Linked DNA regions of Mus musculus: all the other regions are linked to region 1. Evidence: chromatin loops called from intact Hi-C (ENCODE). Cell type or tissue: left cerebral cortex. All regions are shown on one strand. Each heading gives the region's core, and the rest is flanking DNA. Links, peaks and the distances in the headings are about the cores only.

Region 1 (6,525 bases), core at 2,006-4,505:
CTCTCTCTCTAACACACACACAATTTGTTGTTGCTTGTCACATACCAGGACAATGTGAAAAAAAATAAAATAAAATAAACCAAAGAGAAAACAAAAACAATATTGGCAAGCTTTCACAAATTCAAAAACAATCAACATCAGCCCCAATATTGAACAGCAGTGATGGGCAGTTTAAAGCACAGAATACAGAAAATGTCTAAACAATAGAAGACAGGGATAACAGGAAGGGATCAGCAAGGAAAAGCTGCCATGCAAGTCTGACAACCCGAGTTTGGATGCCTAGACTATCTGGGTATAAAAGCACATGCAGTGGCGTATGCCTGTAGTCACAGCAGTCACATGGCAAGAGACAAGGATGCCCTTATATTCATGGCAATCCTCTGTTCTTAACTTTGTCTGGAATTACAGGTGTATACCACCATGACCAGGCTGTCTCATCTTCACAGGGCTATTAGAGAAATCATACAATTGTGTTAGCAGATACATTTCTCAAATATGTTTTTATATTTAAGATTGGAAATTATTCTGTTCGTGGGAGTTAATCAGAAAATCCAAGCAAGAGAGAGGAGAGTAAATGAACAGGATATGATATGAATTTGGGTAGAGTAGAGAACTCAAATCTCATTAATGTCAGCAGCATGTCTTTGATTGTGACAAAGAACTGAGATATAAAGATTAAGACTATGTTGCCACTTCTAGTTCAAGAATACTCAGAAATCCAAATCTCTCCCCCCTCCCAAGATTTCTCAATTTTTAAAAATAACAATTGAATAAGATCCATACTGTTGACCTGTTAGATTATGATACCTGCCCTCTGGTACTAATCTCCCTTTATAACCTGATGACTTCCTTGTCTTGGGATGGGCTCCTCACCCTAGATCTCCATATGTGTCTTAGTATAATAAATTACAGGTAGACAATCTGTTATTCCCCATACTTATAGAGGCTAGAAAGTCCAATATATGTATGTCCCAGGCGACACAAATTTTCATGAGAGTCTGTCTCCTCATGTTTCTAGATAGCTGACTTCTTAGAAGGATATTGTCACACAATGGAGAAAAGGGAGAGTAAGCTAGCTCTCTCATAAGAGCAGTAGTCCCATTGCAGAGGTTCTGCCATCCTGACACACTTAAGTTCCAAAGGCAGTACATCCCAGTTCCTAACACCATCTTATTAGGACCGTGGTTCCACAATGTGAATTCAAAAAGGAAGAAACATAAACAGGTCGTCCATTGCACTATTCTACAATCCCACTACTCCTCAAAGGGTAGCCCCATTCCCACCTCTCCATCCCATCTTCCTAGCCCTTATCTCATCCCAAAAAAATATCATACATTCCTGTCTGAGGCAGAGTTTCTTGCAACCTCTATGACTTTTAAGTTGCATCAACCATGTTTTTGACATTATATTCCTTTCCTATGTCCATGCCCAACTCAACAGTAAGATGTGTAAGAGTTCATGTCCAGAGATAGAACATGATCAGAGTTTTAATCTGCTCTTCCACTCTGACTATAAATAGAATTCTGAGGTAGTAATTACACTCTTCTCAGTCTCATTATCTTCATCTGAAATGCAAATGATATATCTGCATAGAGATGTTGTATGCTTATATAACACGAGTAGAAATGTACAAAAAAATGTATCTGGTACCCAATAAAGCTTCAATCAGCATTAGTTGGTTTTCTCTATATAAATACTTTTATTACCTGTGTGCCTTAGCATATCATGTGCCACTTTCTGCTTAACACAATATTTATAATGATATATTTGGTTGCTTTTATTTCATATAGAGAACATTATCCTAGCCATAAGAAACACATTTTGTGAATGGCTTTAATACTTGCAAATCTCTACTGGATATTTGAGCATACATTTCTCTTTTGATTCAGAAAGAATTTTTCCCAAGAGAAGAAAAGCAAGAAAGCAGAGCCTTTATAATGTCTTTCATCCCTATAATTAGAGTCTTTCTAGAGCAGAGGTTCCAAAACAGGGAAGGTAGCAAATCTCCTGCCCAGGCAACACTTGTCAATGTCTAGAGATGCTTTTGGATGCCATAAACTAGGTAGGGGTGTATTATTGGCATCCAGCAAGTGGCAGCCAGAAGGCTACTAACTATGCTATAATGGAAAGAGTACACAAAGAATTATCCAATCCAAGATGTCGTTACTGTAGAGGTAGAAAGCCCTACTCAAAGAAGCCTCAATGCCCAAGCCTATCACCACTATGTGAGATCTGTCCCATCTTACACTCTCGAGACATACTAGTTAGTTAGGAAAGAGAGAGTAGTTGAAGAAGTTGAAGAATGGTCTTGGGTAGTGGTTGTGGTCCGTGGAGAGTCAGAGACAGATCCCGAGAATCCCTCTCAGGTCATGAGCTTCTTGGCTCAAAGCTCCTTCTCCTTTCCTCTTTATTACATGGATGCATCCCTGTTGGTGTGTGTCTTTCCTCTTTATTACATGGATGCATCCCTGTTGGTGTGTGTCTTTCCTCTTTATTACATGGATACATCACTGTTGGTATGTGTCTTTCCTCTTTATTACATGGATACATCCCTGTTGGTGTGTGTCTTTCCTCTTTATTACATGGATGCATCCCTGTTGGTGTGTGTCTTTCCTCTTTATTACATGGATGCATCCCTGTTGGTGTGTGTCTTTCCTCTTTATTACATGGATGCATCCCTGTTGGTGTGTGTCTTTCCTCTTTATTACATGGATGCATCCCTGTTGGTATGTGTCTGAATACTTTCTGCTGTCTTGAGTCACTTCCCTTACTTGCATGTCCAACCATGGAATCCAGTGTGCATGACCTCCTTGAAGAACACTGATTAAAATAAGTTTCAAATACAAATGGAGAATTCAGGTAACTCGAGCCTTAAAGAAAAGAAAACATGTTGAAAATGTAAACTCATTCTTGTAGTTTCCCAAGGAGACAGCTGCTTTTAGAAGAAGGTCAAGAGTCTATCTTGTACTCACTCACACATGTAGGCTGTGAATGCCTGTGGTTATAGCACCGTTTCCTCCCTCGGAACTTTCCTACATCAGCAGCCCGCCCGTTGTCGTTTGTGATGAACTGTCATCTAGTTGGATATGCTTCTTTTTTTTCTTTTTTCTTTTAGTTTCTTTTTAAATCTTCTCCCTCCCACGTTTCCTTCAGCTTACTTCTTTCCTTCTGTTTCTTACTTCTCTGTGTTATTCCTCATTTCATTCCAATTTTAGGAACAAGAAGAAAAATGTTCACTATGGGTGATGTCTACCTCTCTGTGTACACTTTGGAGGTGTGGGGGTGGTGTGCAGGGGCTGGAAGGTGGGGGGAGGGGAGTAGTGTTTCTTTTAAAAATCATATGCTGCCATCTGGTGGTCAATTTATATACTCAACCAAATAGCTGGGTTCAGACTGTTTCAAGTGTCTGACAGTGAACTGGGTCCTGCTTGACTATAGGCGAGCAATAATTGATATTGTCTCTCTTCATGGTTAAAGTCCCAGTGTTCAAAGCTACTCCTTCCCCTTAAGATTTTTATTTCTCTCAGGCAGATGGAATAGTTTGTTCCCAAATTGAATACAGAAAAATCTGAGCCTAAAACAAATCTTTGTTGTAAGTTCACAGCCTGTAAACTCTTCCATAGGATTTGTGGATTCCTGAATCTCCCTTTCAGCTCGCCCTGATTAATTTTAAATTTACTGGACTAGCAAAAGGGGGCATGGAACTGGCTGTTGGCAATGCTGGTGATTGGATGAACACTGTACCACTATACTATACCCCTAACCCTCAGAGAGAGATTTTAAAGGTAAAAGTAAAATATACTTGATATAATGGTACAGATACATATTTTTTCTATAGCAAGGAACTTTTCCCACAGAGAGAGAGAGAGAAAGACAGATAGAGACAGAGACAAAGAGGGGGAGAGAAAGACAGAGAGGGAGAAAGGAGGGAGAGGGAGGGAGGGAGGGAGGGAGGGAGGGAGGGAGGGAGGGAGGGAGGGAGAGAGGGAGGGAGAGAGACTATGAACAATGATACTACTCCCCAAAGCAACTCAGAGGACCTTGAAAACCATTTTTCATTCCACAACCCATCAGCAAATCCACTGTGTCTCTTAATCCTTTTTAAATCCTCCTCCATCCTGTCTTCCTTTTCCTCTTATTTGGTACAACCGTACACCAGGTTCTCCCTCTCCCTTTTTTTCATCCTCTCCCTCCAGAGACACTGTGTGTGTCTCTGCATTTTTATTTACCTGTCTGTCTGTCTCTGCCTCACCCCAGAAAGTAGATCCAGTTGTTCTAACAAGGGGCTAGAGACTGACTGGAGTGCGAGAAGTGGAGAGGAGATGCTGTCTCTGGAGATGGCATCAGATGGACAGGGCTTTCACTCAAGTGTAGCCTCTACTTCCTTTGCTTCGTTTTTAGTGTGAATTTACAGAATTGCTTTGATTGAAAACTGAATGGCAAATCCTCTAAGACGGTGGCTTTAGGTCATCCAAGAACAGGATGTTGTAGCCTAAAGGAGAATCTCAACAAAAAGCCCTGTGAAGAGTGAGCTATGGTGACCGAAATCCCTATGAACACTGAACTACAATGACTGAGGTCCCCACAGACAGTGAACTATAGTGACCAAGGCCCTTGTGAACAGTAAGCTATCGTGACTGAGGTCCCTATGAGCAGTGAACTATGGCAGCAGAGGGCCCTGTGAAGTGTGAGCTGTGATGACCGAGGTTCCTATGGTGACATAGTTCTCTGTGAATGTGAGCTATGAAGACCGAAGTCCTTATGGACAACAAGCTACAATGACTGAAGTCTTCATCGGTACCACTCTCTAGTTTCCCCTCAATGAAGTGTCATGTGCTGGAATCGGAGGCACCCGGAAAAGTGGCGTCCATCTTGTCACTGAAGTTATATTCAGGCTTGGGAATATTCAGGTTCAGAAACGGCACGTTCTGGCCTTGTTTCCATGATCACTGATGACTATGTTGGGAATATATGAGAAGGAACAGAAACAAGGCTGTCAAGCATCAGGGAGACCTGCCTAGAAGTCACCTCCATCATCAACCTTGAGTTCTAACCTCCTGGATCTTGCTGCTAGCCATCTCTTACAATTGAGTAGTTGGCCTGCAGAAAATTTCCAAATGAAGCCTACAACTAGACTAGACATAGTTGTGCAAAAAAAGAATTTACCTAACTAGGGTTGACTACTTACTATTTCCTAGAAAGATTTTACAAGGCTGGGGCTTGGTTGGCATCAGGGAACTTGGATTTCAGAACCTTTCATTTACAGAAATGAACTGTCTCTATGTGTCTAAACTCAGGTTTTTTTCTTTTGACTTAATTAAATTATTTACTCACTTTACATCCTGATTGCAACCCCTCCTTCATCTCTTCTCAGTCCCACCCTTACAAATCCCAACCCCCATCAGTCCCTCCCCTTCTCCTCAGAGAAGGGGAAGCCCCCTTGGTACCACCCTGTCCTGGGACATCTAGTCCCAGCAGAACTCAGCATATCCTCTCCTACTGAGGCCCAACCAAGCAGCCCAGTTAGAGGGAGGGGCAACGGCAGGCAACAAAGTCAGAGACTGCCCTCCCTCTCCAATGCTTAGGGAACACACATGAGCATGAAACAGCACATCTACTACAAATGCACAGCGGACCCAAGTCCAACCCCTGCATGCCTTTTGGTTGGTGATCAGTCTCTTTGAGCCCCCGCGGGCCCAAGTTAGTTGACTCTATAGGTCTTCTTATGGTGTCCTTGACTCCTTCGGCTCTCTCAATTCTATCCCTCACTCTTCCACATGACTTCCTGAGATCTGCCTGATGCTTGACTGTGGGTTTTTGCATCTGTTCTTATTACCTGCTGGATGAAGCATTTCAGGAAACAGTTATACTAAGTATCTGTCTGCAAGCATAGCAGACAGGGGTTGGCCCTCACATGGGATGGGTATCCAGTTGAAGCAGTCATTAGTTGACCATTCCCTCTGTGTCTGCTTCATCTTTATCCCTGTGCAACTTTAGGCCAGACAAATTTTGTGTGGAAGGTTTTGTGGGTGGTTTGATGTCCCCCTCCCTCTACTGGAATTCCTGCCTGATTACAGGAGATGGCCACTTCAGCCTTCATAGGCTCCTCTGGTAGAAATCTCAGTTAAGGTCACCCCCAAAGACACCCCGGAGTCTCTCCAGTCCCAGGTCTCCAGCTACTCCCTGAGATGCCCCCACCTGTTTCTATTTTCAGTCCCGGCCCTTTCCTCTCGGCACACCTCATCGCCACCCCTGTTCCCTTCCTCACTCCCTCTCTCATGCAGTTCCCTCTGTCACCCACCTCTGATGATTATTTGGTTACGCTTGAAAGTCACTGGAGGAGGCAAAATCTTCATGTTTGGCACTACGTTCTCCTCAGAATCTGAACTTTCACCACTCTTTTGTTCTCTGAGAACTTGCTGAAATTATTCAACAAGCCCAGATAATTCTTTTTGTTTCATCTTCTTCTGTCCCTGGGATATCCTTGACTGCAAAAAATACCTTAAGAGACTCCTGAAATGGAGG
Region 2 (6,009 bases), core at 1,184-3,683, 610 kb before region 1:
AAGTTTAATTCATAGAAATGTAATTACTTCTCTTTAGAGATGTCTCTAAATGGAAGTTTCTAGGCTTGATGATTTTCTAGATTTCTAGATTTCTAGTTCAAACGGTGACAAACTGCTCCTTTACTGAACATTTCCTGGACAAGCTTCGGGCAGGAACCCTTGCATGAGTGACAGGCCCCAGTCCGCCCTCGGTAGGCCCCCAGCCCTTAACACAATCTAAACATACTGACCTTGGTTTTTCGTTTTTGTTTTTGTTTTCTTTTTTTTTTTTTTTTTCAGGGAACAGTGTCTGCTTTATTATGTATAAACAACCACTTACATAGTGCAAGCCTATCAACTGACTGATTAGTGCATTACCTCAGCTTGGACGGTGGGCATTCAGACCTCCAGGGTCCCTAGGCCTAAGAAGCATATCAAAGCAGACGTGGGGAGTGCAGACTTGTCTGCAGGCCAGCGATCAGCTGCTCTACTTCAGAATCCAGTGTTCTGACTGCAGCAGCACGCTGAGCCTTGCTTCTTATTTAGAAGGCCAGTGTGCCACCATGTAAGCTGGCCACCAGGTAATGCCTGCATTTTCTCCTGCATGGGCTGACTGAAGTAAGTGTGTCACTGAAGGTAGGATCTGCTCGAAACATTTCTAGTTCTCCCTCCCCCTCCCCCTCTCTCCTCCCCTATCCTCCTCCCCCTCTCCCCCCACCTCCCATCTCTGCTTTGTGCTTTACAATCTTGAGTTCTCAAGTTGATGTTCCTATCGTACCATGCTGTCTACAATGATGATGCCATTGTCCCTCTGAAACCGTAAATGCTCATAAACTCTATATTTTTGGGCCTTCGTGCTTGTGCATATGGATACCTGTTCTTGTTAACTGAGGTATGTCCACACAGGATACAGTTTTTAATTCTTCAAAACTCACCCTGAGAAAGGCTCTGGGCTACACTGGGATCCCAAACACCCAGTGTAGTCACAGGCAGGAAAAAAAAGGGGGGGGGCTTTCTATTGACTTAAATCTGAATCTGAATGCTCCTCTCTGGATGGCACTCCATAATACATAAGAAAGAGGCTTGGAAATCTTACTGACAAGAACAGTTGTCTACCTTTATCCACAAAAAATAAATCCCAATGCTCCCCACCATGAATGTCTAAAATTCCATCCATTCTTTCATCCCCCATACGTACACAATACACATAGGCACATGGGTTGGCAAGAACAAGATGGAGTGAACCCTCATCATGCCTAATTTTAATAGTATGTGCTTTAAGACATGAATTATCTCTGGATTTTCCTGTTTAATATTTTCTTTTTGGACCACAGGTAGGATGAGACTACAGAAAGTCAGGTCTGGATAGATAGGGTTGCCATATGTCTTAGCAAGTATTCTATTGCTGTGTAGAGACGCCGTGACCATGGCAACTCTTATAAAGGAAAGAAAGCATTTAACTGGGGACTTGCTTACAGTTTCAGAAGTCTGGTATATTATCAGCATTGCAGGAAGCATGGTGACACATTGGTAGACATGGTCCTGGAGGAGCTGAGAGTTCTACAACCAGATCAGCAGGCAGCAGGCAGGAGAAAGACACTGGGCTTGGCTTGAGCGTTTGAAATCCCAAAGCCCACACCAGTGACACAGTTCCTCCAAGGAGGCCTCATCTGCTCCAACAAAGCCTCATCTCCTAATCCATTGGAATCCACACCCTAATGATTAAGCATTCAAGTATATGAGCCTGTGGGGGCCATTCCTGTTCAAACCACCACACCATAATATCATCTGCTCCATAAAACCAGCAAATGAATGTATTATTTCAGAAAATCTTCCCAATCTTAATAAAGATGTTAAGTGTGGGGATTTGGGGTATTGAAAGCCTTGTGGGGAACCAGCAAGTCTGCGGGATGCAGTAGTACAGTGTGTGAATATGATCGTGTGTTAGTTTCTCTTCTCATAGATGTAACAAAGTGGCTCCCAAAAGCCACTTAGAGAAGGAAGGCTTTATTGGGAACACAGTCCATCAGTGTGGAGAGAAGGAAGCCTTTATTGGGAACACAGTCCATCAGTGTGGAGAGTCACTAACAGGATCTTCCCATGCCACTTGTGTCTGTGGTCAGCAAGTAGAGAAGAATGTTGGTGCCATCTTTACATCCTAGCTCACAGGATGGTGTTGCCCGCAGTTGCATGCACTTTCTTCAGGTTGGACATCCTCCCAGGCCTGGTTAACAGATGTGTCACCTGGCGATTCCAAATCCAGTCACATCCACAATGACGATTAGCCACCACAGTCAGGTCTCAATGGCAAATGTTAGGAGCCGACAGAGTGTTGAAAGTCAGTCAGCGCTGGGAGAGCTGAGGTCCTCTGGAGAGAGGCACATTTAAGATTTTATATCAAGTGCTGTGTAGAGAGTTTGGAGGGAAGCAAGGAGGAGAGAAGTACTGTATCAGGGCTCAGCTGTCTTGGGAGATCCTGAGAGAGAAAAAGACACAAATTACAGATATGTCTGGCAAACCACACAAGAGCAATGTGTTCTGTCTGTCACACTGTGGTTTTGTTTCTTTGAGGAAGAACTGGCTTCCCAGGCTAAGCATTAAATGCCTTTGACTTGGCATAATTTCCTCCTTTAGAAGTCTCACTCAGAGGAAGCTGGGCACAGGCAACAAGCAGGGAGCCCTCGGCTTTGACTTTTTCTTTTTTGTCCTCTTAACTCGGCACTTTCCTTTGGGACAGTGTTTCTGGTTTGGTTTTGGTTTCTAACTACATTTACCTCTTTCTCTCTCTCTCTCTGTGCTCATGTCTCTCTCTTCTCTCTGTCTTTCTCTGTGTCTGTGTCTGTCTCTCTTCTTTCTGTGTCTGTCTCTGTCTCTGTCTGTGTCACTCTGTCTTGGTCTCTGTCTCTCTGTCTCTGTCTCTGTGTGTGTGTGTGTGTGTGTGTGTAAAATCTACAAGAGTTGATTGATTCTCTCCTTCCACCATATGTGTTCCAGAGACTGAACTTAAATCGTCAGACTTCACAGCAAGCGCCTCTACACACTGAGCCATGTTAGCTGTCCTGTGGTTTCCTTTAAAATTCACGCAAAAGTTTATAGTTCTTGTAAAATGCTTTTAGTTTAGACACACACAGACGGAGATTCAGTGTAATAAACCTGGTGCCTTCACTCTGGTGTTGATGATTGGCATGGTGCCTACTCTCTACATTTCCTCCTCCTCCTCCTCTTCTTCCTCCTCCTCCTCTTCTTCCTCCTTCCTCCTCTTTCTATTTTTTCTCCTGCATATTTAAAAGCAAATTCCATGCACACTGCTCTTCCACACTTTGTGTTTAGTGCATCTCTGAGAAGGGATTCTAACCATTTACTGTTATCACACATAAGTGGCAACAGTTCACCCCTATCCTTTAGTACCTAGCTCATATTTGAAGTTTCTGGAATGTTTAATAAATGTCCTTCTTAAAGGTGGGTTTTCTCCAATTCAGATGTCCATACAACAGCCACATGCTCTCTTGCTATTTTTCCTTCCAGTTGATTAAAAACAAATCCTGGATTTGATTGCTGCTTCATGGTGTCAGCACTGTTTAACAGCCACCTACTTCTGCCCTGAACATAAGTTGGAAAGATTTTATGTTCTGTTTGTTCCAGTTCTTGAATTGGTGGCTGGTCCTGGTAGCATCCTGAATCATTCGTGGAAAATAGCAGTTCTTGGATTCATGGAAGCTTTTCTTTTAATATCCCGGCTCTCTCACACTTCCAGCTGATGATGTCAGTGGTGTTGATTGTTGTCTGGCTGTTTACCTAACTGAGAAAAATGTTGGCTTTTCTATCGCATGGCTGTTTTCTGACTCTGTCATTCCTTAGGCTTGGAAACTGGCTTTGCAGAATAACTAATAATTTGGAATGACCGTTCCTTTATCAAGCAGGGCTACTTGGTTCTATTCAAGAAAAACAGGTTTAATACCGAACATTTTCATACCAGTCAGTACAAGGAGCTGTGACTCTCGCTTCCTCTAATGGTGAAGAATAAAATAGTTTTCTTTCTCCACTTTACAAAGTAGGTCTATGAGCATAGAGGTGACGCTATGTATTTATTTTTAGTTATGTATATGTGTGCATTTCTGGGAATGCACCCCATATGTATTAAGGTGCTCAGGGGGGTCTAAGGAGAGCAGCAAATCTCTCCGAGAGGTGGAGTGACAGCGGTTGCGAGCTGCCAGATGTGGTGCTGGGAATTGAACGTGGGTCCCCTGGAAAGCAGGAAGTGCTATTAACCGCTGAGCCATCTCTCCAGCCCCAGCGTATGGGTTTTATATACCCAATATATTATAGTTTGTTGCACCCATCCCTTCCCCAAGTTCCACTGTCAAGTCATGTGGTCACCGAGCCTGCTTCCAGTGGGTTTCTGTATTCTGTAGGTATTTTCCTTGACTTCTGGAAAAAGAGGTCATGGTTGTATGACTTGCCTTTGGTCTGAAACCAGCTATCGCTGTAGGGAAACAGTTCTTTATACAGGAAATTATTTTTGAAGACATGATTTAGGCACTACACATGTTGCTGCTATTATATTGTTACCTTTTTTTTTTAAGTTGTGCAGTTGGCATAGGTGAAAAAATACATATCCTTAAATATAAGCATTTTTCAGAGACCACAGCAATATTTAAATTTTTATGTGTATGTATGTTTTGTTCCTATGTATGTCTGTGTGCTGCACACAGGTAGTATTTATAGAGACCAAATGAGGGCACTGGATCCCTGGGAACTCTGGTTATAGACAATTGTAAGCTTCCCTGTGGATGCTGGGAATAGAACCTGGGACCTCTGGAAGAGCAGCCAGTGCTCTTAACCACTGAGGTACCTCTCCAGCTCCTATAGTAATACCTTTAAATGAAATTACATTACAGGGTTTTTACTAACCTGATTGTTTTTCTTGTTCTTTCTTTACCTGAAAAAAACAGTATTTACAACTGGCAGTAAAACCAGTATTACAACATACAATAATTTGCTTTATTTCATTATATACACAAACTAGTTCAAGCAGACTTGTAAATAAGACATCTGGTATATGTTCAAATATGGTTGTGGCCTAATTTGTCCTTATACCTACCAGGAACTTACAGTAATCATAATTTGAAGGTATCTGGTATAATTCATTTTTTTTTACATGATCTTGTTACTCATTTGGTCATTGATTTATGTCAGTTGATTATTTTGGTAGATTTCTTAGAATTTTCTAAAATGTATAAAATTTATGACTCTAAAATCTTTCACAGTAATCTCCTCCTAGAAATCTTGCCTCAAACATTACTGTTTCTACATGTTTTTTATTTAACTCCTTTTGTGTTTCACTTGGAAAATATAAAACACTTACATGCACACACACACACACACACACACACACTAAATAAATGTGATAAAAGATGCACTTTATAATATGTCACAGTGTTAACACTTTTGTTCCCACCCTCAGTGAACTTTCTCCATACTCAGCACACACTCTGACACTGAGACATACCCGCAACCTCATAACACCAACTTTCATATAAACAAAGAGGGAAATACAAAGTGCTCAATAACTGTGTATAGCCTATACAGTCCATGATTGCATATGACTTTCGTCCATTATATTGGATTTCTGTTTACTGTAAGCTATGAGGGGATATTTTGGTGTCATATATTTTCACAGTTTTGATGGCTTCCAGAGCTGCATGAGCAGTGACAAGTGGCTTAGTGGGTGAAGGCTCTTCCTTTCAAGCTTGGAACTCACATGTAGGAGAGAGCCTGTTCCCAAAGTTGTCCTTCTGACCTCCCTACACACACACACACACACACACACACACACACACACACACAGACACACACAGACACACACACACTTGCACGCGCACGTGCACACGTGCACACACATACCAAATACAATTTTTAAAATTCCTACATTCCTTTATCATCGTTTAGATTGTTTTGGGTTTGACACTTTTCTAAAAGAAAAACCTAATTCTTGCAATACTACTCGAATCCACTAGATGGCAATGCAGC
Region 3 (6,009 bases), core at 1,184-3,683, 990 kb before region 1:
AAATTCTGGGTTTAAAGGCATTCATTTACCATGCCTGGCTTGAGCAGTATTTTTTTAAGAGACATTTATTTTATGTGATGTGAACATATGTGAGTACACTGTCCCTGTGTTCAGACACACCAGAAGAGTGCATCAGTCCTCATTACAGATGGTTGTGAGCCACCATGTGGTTGCTGGGAATTGAACTCAGGGCCTCTGGAAGAACAGTCATTGCTCTTACCCACTGAGCCATCTCTCCAGCCCCAAGTAATAAATGAGTCTACAGTCCCCATCTTGTGGATCTCTCTCCCTTCCATAGCTTCTCCACTGCCAGCTTTCCATGTGGCTGTTTGCCCCAAATCTGCCTTTATCTGTCTTCTCTCATTCCATTCTCTTGCTAAATAAAAATAATTTCCGTGGTTTAAATATTATCTACATGCAAGTAAGAAGGCTTGGCTGGACTCCATTGTGCTGTATTCAAGTACTGCACACAGTACACAGTCAACATGCAGAACTGGAGTTTATTAATGCTCCATTGTCCTTATTTCAATAAACAATTCCTGTGTCTAGATAAGTACTATACTAAGAGTTGGAAACCATTTAAGCTTTTTGTCTTCATTTGACCCTTAAGCGTACCCTCTCCACACCTTTCCATAATTCTCAACAAAACACTATTACCCAACTATAGCATCTTCTGCTTGAGTTGTTGCTAAAGTCTCTAACTGTACTCCATTGCCAATCTCTAGCCTCCAGTTACTGTTGCTTGGGAATGATAACTCACTAAATGATCCATATCTGAAAACTTGCACAGATCTCTATTATTTAAGCTGCAGCACAGTTCCTTGGGCATGGGGTACAATACAAGAGTTCATGTTGGAGCATTTGATTTTCTCTCACCAGGTGGAATCTACCCAAAGTGCTCTTTCTCTATCAGGCTAGACTGAGTCCTGGCAGCTACCATCCCTTGCGGTTTTAGGTTTCCTGGGTTCTTCACCCTTCTCCTGATCCCACAATGGCTTCCAACTTTTTAGTTAGAGAAAGTCATTTGTATGAATTCACCCTAGATTATCTCCTTTCTAAAATGTTCCCTGACACCCTACCCTAAAAACATCTGTGTATATTCATCACAGCATCAATAGCATTTTGATTACACTTGACAGCTTTCAAGTCTTGTAATCTCTTGAGCTCAACCACGTATCCCAGTGGGTCTTTTGAATGCAAAAGTCTAGCACCAAGCTTGGTACATGACTTGGTCTGTGCAGGTTGACTGGTTTAATGATTAACAAGTCTCTTTCACTCTTCAGTGTTTGGTTTGGCAAACTGCACATTCATCTACCACATTGCATATGCTTGGCAAACATTTGAATGAAGAAATTAATGAGCCCAAGTCTTCCTTAATTACTGGAATATATCTGCATAGTGCAACTAACTACATAAAACCTATAGACCGCAAATTGCACATGATAATAGTCCTATCCTTTAACTTCATTGTTGTCTGGATTCAAATTACCTTGGGCAACCTAGTACTCCATTCGTTGCCCTTGGACTCACTAACTGCTTTCCGAGTTTGTTGTGGCTTTTATTTCGTAACCATCAGGAAAATGTCAGAATAGCAAAGTTTTAAAGTTCAAGCAATTAATAAAAACACAAGGTTTTTATTTAAAAAAAAAACATGGAGGTTGCAATTAAACGTGAACAACTGTCTGAAGTGACTCCTAGCGAGTATCTTCTCTTTTAGGTCTAGAATAATCTCTGAAAGACCAGTTGATTTTAGTTAGAGCAAATCATTGGATTTTTGCCCAAAAGAAAAATGGTCCTCGCGGCGTCAGTTCCCTTTTCTATGTAGCCCAATCAAAATCTAGGATTCCGGGCGTCGGCGTCGTCACTTCCGCCCGGCCTTCCTGGACTTTCAGTGAGCCGCAGTGGGGCACTTCTACCTCGAGACTGTTTCCGCGCTCGGGCCGGGAGGCCGAGTGACGGCGGGCGAGCGGAATGAGCGCGGCGCGGACGCTGCGGGTGCCCGGCCGCCACGGCTATGCGGCCGAGTTCTCTCCGTACCTGCCGGGCCGCCTGGCCTGTGCCGCGGCGCAGCACTACGGCATCGCGGGTGAGCGCGGGCCGCGCCTCCGGGGCGGGCGTAGGACGCGCCGCTGAGCGCGCGGTGCCGCCGCCACCGCCAGGGGGCGACAGAGCTCGGCCCTCCCTCCTAGGTCCCCCTTTCTGCGGAGTTGGCATTGGAGCCCAGGGGAAGTCTACAGCTAGTCCTTTCCCTTCTGTAAGAAGGATGCACTTGTCAGTACTTGCAAGGTGGAGTCAACAGAGCCACCAGTTCAAAGCCATCCTCAACAGAGACTTAGGGAGACGCTGGCCCTTTCTTGAAAAAGAAAAAAAAAAAAACTAGAAAATTCTGTGCTCGCTTTTAGTTGTTCTAGGGGAAGTGGATAAATGTGCAGAGATGTCTAAGTGCTCAAGCCATTTATTTTAACTTATACCCCATCTGCTGTTTATGCACAGGAGCAGTGTATGGCAAACCATTGCATAATGTCAGTGATCTGTAATACTTGTTTACTGCAGGAAAAAAATACGATTTCTGAAAAGTAGTGGTAAATAAACTTGTTTCCGTATAGTTTGTCCATTAGTGCTTAGTGCTTTCACGGTTGGGTTCACAGTTCTTGGCCATCAAACTTTAGACTTTTATAAAGGTTTCTTACAAGAAATTGGTATAATTAGGAATTGTTTTCTAGAGATTTTTTGTGTGTGTGTCTGAGTTTTTTGCTTGTATGTATGTCTGTGAACCATGCCTGGTGCCAGCTAAGGTCAGAAGAGAAGATTCAAAGAGGGTGTTGGATCCATTACTGATGGTTGTCAGCTGCCAAGTGGGTACTGGGATTAGAAGCTGGCTCTGCACATGGAAGGGGTCGGGTCTCTGACCTGACAGTTGACTTTTTTTTTTCTTCTTCATCAGTTACGTTTAAGTGGAAGATCTTTAACACTTTACCCACCTCACTGATCACAAAAACTCAAAGCGAAATTCTGTGAAGACTCTAGTTTGAACAGTTGAATGTGCATGTGAGCATAGTAATTAGTCATCTTACCTTGTAAAGTTCAAGTGCAGATTCCCTTTGAACAGATGTTAATGGAGTGTGAGATGGGGGAGAGAAAGAGACATTAGTCTTTCAGCAAAAATTATTGATTGTTGGCACATAACTGAAGTTAATGTTGTTTTCAACACCTGACCAACGAGTATATGGTATTTCCACATATACTGTCTTAAAATGCTGTGATTGGTGTGTTCTGCGTGTATCAGCAGGGGAGAACCACAGTCTTGGGGGTTTGTAAGCACAAGCCTTCCTTGTCTTCTGTTATTAGCTCCAGCTTGAAAGGTTTGCGTGCCTAGCACCAGGCCCGGTGTGAGTTGGCACTCTGATGCGTTTCCCCAGACTGGTGTTCCGATTCCAGTCTGGCCAGATGGTAAGTTGGATATTTAAGGACTGAAGCATACTATGTAACTTTTAATTGTTCTGTATATACGGTTGCAGTTATTTTATGGGAAATTTGTGGTAGTTAAAGCTGGTCCACAATGTTTAAGATTTCATCATAGATGACTCCCAGGAGGTTAAACAACATGACTTAGGGCTTTGTTTTGTTTTGTATTTCTTCTAGGCTGTGGAACTCTATTAGTATTGGATCAAAATGAATCTGGACTTCAGATTTTTAGAAGGTAAAGTGATTGACATTTCTGGTGCTGTGATAAGGCATCAAGATTAAGGCAACTTACAAAAGAAAGTAGTTACTTTAGGCTTATAATCTTAGTGGGTCAGGGTCAGAGTCTATAATGGTGGAGCAAAGTCATGGCTACAGGAACAGCTGAGAGCTCACATCTTGAGCCACAGATGGGAGGCAGAGAGATCCACTCTGGGAATGGGGCAAGTCTTTTGAAGTCCCAGAGCCTGGCCCCAGTGGCACACTTCTTCCAGCAATACCACATCTCCTAAATCCTTCCCAAATACTTGTATCACCTAGGGACTGAGTATTCAAACCTAAGAGCCTGTGGTGGCCATTCTCCTCAAACCATTATAATGGCTCTAATTATTAAGTGTACATATACAGTCAACCTCTGTCAAAGTCTTAATGCAGTTGCATTTTGAATATTTGGAACTAATAGGTTTTTAATTTATGATGTAAAATAAACTTTTACATTGGCATCATATAGAAATTATTTTTGCTAACTATGATTATGCCATGTTCTCAAGCTTACTAGTGTCTGCTTATAAATTATACATTTAAAACGTAAAACAGTGAGCGTCTTAGTAATTTAGTTTCCTTAAGCAAGAGCTAGCGCTCATCCTGTGGACTGCCCAGTGTTTCTCTCTGGACCTGTCTTCCAGGTTGAGTGATGGACACACGCTACTTCTATCAGGATTAGTCAAAGGCAGAGGAAAGAGATTCTGTAGAAAGCCACTACCTGCTCGTAGCTCAGATGAAGAAAGATTTGTGGGAGTATTTGAAATGATTGGTCTCCGTATTTTGAAAGTCTCACAAGTGCATGCTGTGAGTCACAGGTGCACTACAATAAAAGCAGGTGATGTCAGCATGTCTTTGGTGGATACCTCATATGAGTGTTTGGAAACCTCCTTTCAGTTTAACTTTGGAGCTATCTACCTGCCCTTCCTGGGCTGTGCTTCCAGGCCACTGTGGAGTACCTGCTCTATTTATCTCTTGTAGTTTTCAAGATCATCTGAGGTAATGTGTGTTACAATATGTGAAAAACAAGGAAAAAAACAGTAACTATAAAATTAAGATGTTAATCATTTTGTGATCTGCAGTGCATGTATTTTCTTTTCTGGCGTAGCTTTGACTGGAATGACGGCTTGTTTGACGTTACCTGGAGTGAAAACAATGAGCATGTCCTTGTCACCTGTAGTGGTGATGGCTCACTGCAGCTCTGGGACACTGCCAAAGCCACAGGCCCTCTCCAAGTCTATAAAGAGCACACGCAGGAGGTATGATGATGGCTTCCCTTATTGTTTGTTTGAAATCTCTTTGGGATGAACACAGGGAAATGCTTTCAGGGGACAAGGTTAAGCTTTAATGTTTCTTATTCATAGTAGATGTCACTTATTATTCTGTTATTCAAACATAAAGTACTTCTTAGCCTAAGACAAGACAAGAAAAGGTCAGGCTTCTCATTAGGCAACAGCAGTGCCTCTAGCAGGCACGGTGGCATCCTTCCCTCCAGAGGGCCTCAGCCTTCCTTATGCCCTATGAACACGCCTACACGCAGTGCCTCAGGAGAGGGTGGGCGGGCTGTTCGCAGGCTCTCTCACGATTGTCTGCAGGCTTCAGTAAGACTCAATGTATTCCAACAGCGGCATCAAGTACCAACTAGGAGGCTGAGTTCACTAAAAGAAAATAAAGATTTAGTGTTTGTAAATTTGTATGTGTGACTGTGTGTGCGCACACGTGCACAAGAGTGAGTTCAGACACTCATGCAAGCTGGAATTACTGGGTTTCCCCAGAGAACTAGTTACAGGCGTTTGCGAGCTGCCTGGTGTGGGTGTTGGGAACTGCTCAGGTGTTCTGCAAGAGCAGTATGCATGCCTAACTGCTGAGCCATCACTCCAGCCCCCTAAAGCAAATTTAAACGTAAATCTAAATATGACTTTTGTGTCATCTGGACTCTGTGTGTGTGTGTGTGTGTGTGTGTGTGTGTGTGTAATATGAGGCGCAGGAACTAGTTTATACTTTGGAAATACCAAAATGCATGCATATGTTTTAAGGAATGTGATGAAGACATTCTTTCTTGGTTTTATACCTTAGCAATAGAGCCTTCAGTGACGACTTACAGATTGCTTTCTAGCTTTTACCTACCTTTATGCCTGCCTCATCTCAGGCCTTTAACAAGTGTTCATTACATGGAAGGTCATTATTGTTTTGTTTAAAAAAAAACTGAGTGATGTGAGTATCCTAGATAACATTGTATAGTTATAACTATTTTAAAAAACTCAATAGTTCTATAATTAGTTCTAA

Evidence for each region. Hi-C counts contacts between places; a loop is a spot of excess contacts. Peaks named below come from ENCODE experiments on the same cell type or tissue, not always from the same donor. Only the 100,000 strongest peaks of a DNase experiment are listed, where the experiment ranks them.
Region 2: it touches region 1 in a loop (3-fold over the local background); 14 of 42 quality-filtered maps call a loop at or near these places.
Region 3: it touches region 1 in a loop (2.4-fold over the local background); 3 of 42 quality-filtered maps call a loop at or near these places.

Annotation. Positions count from the first base shown.
Region 1 is chr10:18,914,026-18,920,550 of GRCm38, reverse strand. No RefSeq gene overlaps it. Among named protein-coding and RNA genes, the nearest start is that of Perp, 72 kb to the right of the region's middle. In left cerebral cortex, for the core only: a CTCF peak has its summit at 3,363 (motif pointing left); DNase peaks (open chromatin) are centred at 3,071 and 3,290.
Region 2 is chr10:19,518,950-19,524,958 of GRCm38, reverse strand. No RefSeq gene overlaps it. Among named protein-coding and RNA genes, the nearest start is that of Gm33104, 35 kb to the right of the region's middle. In left cerebral cortex, for the core only: no CTCF peak of the experiment used is centred there; a DNase peak (open chromatin) is centred at 2,542.
Region 3 is chr10:19,903,536-19,909,544 of GRCm38, reverse strand. It overlaps Pex7 (peroxisomal biogenesis factor 7), which reads left to right and starts at 1,871. Exons shown (of 10, transcript NM_008822.2): 1 at 1,871-2,086; 2 at 3,643-3,700; 3 at 4,832-4,982. The coding sequence starts at 1,972. In left cerebral cortex, for the core only: a CTCF peak has its summit at 2,187 (motif pointing right); DNase peaks (open chromatin) are centred at 1,855, 2,108 and 3,406; H3K4me3 peaks cover 858 bases; H3K27ac peaks cover 357 bases.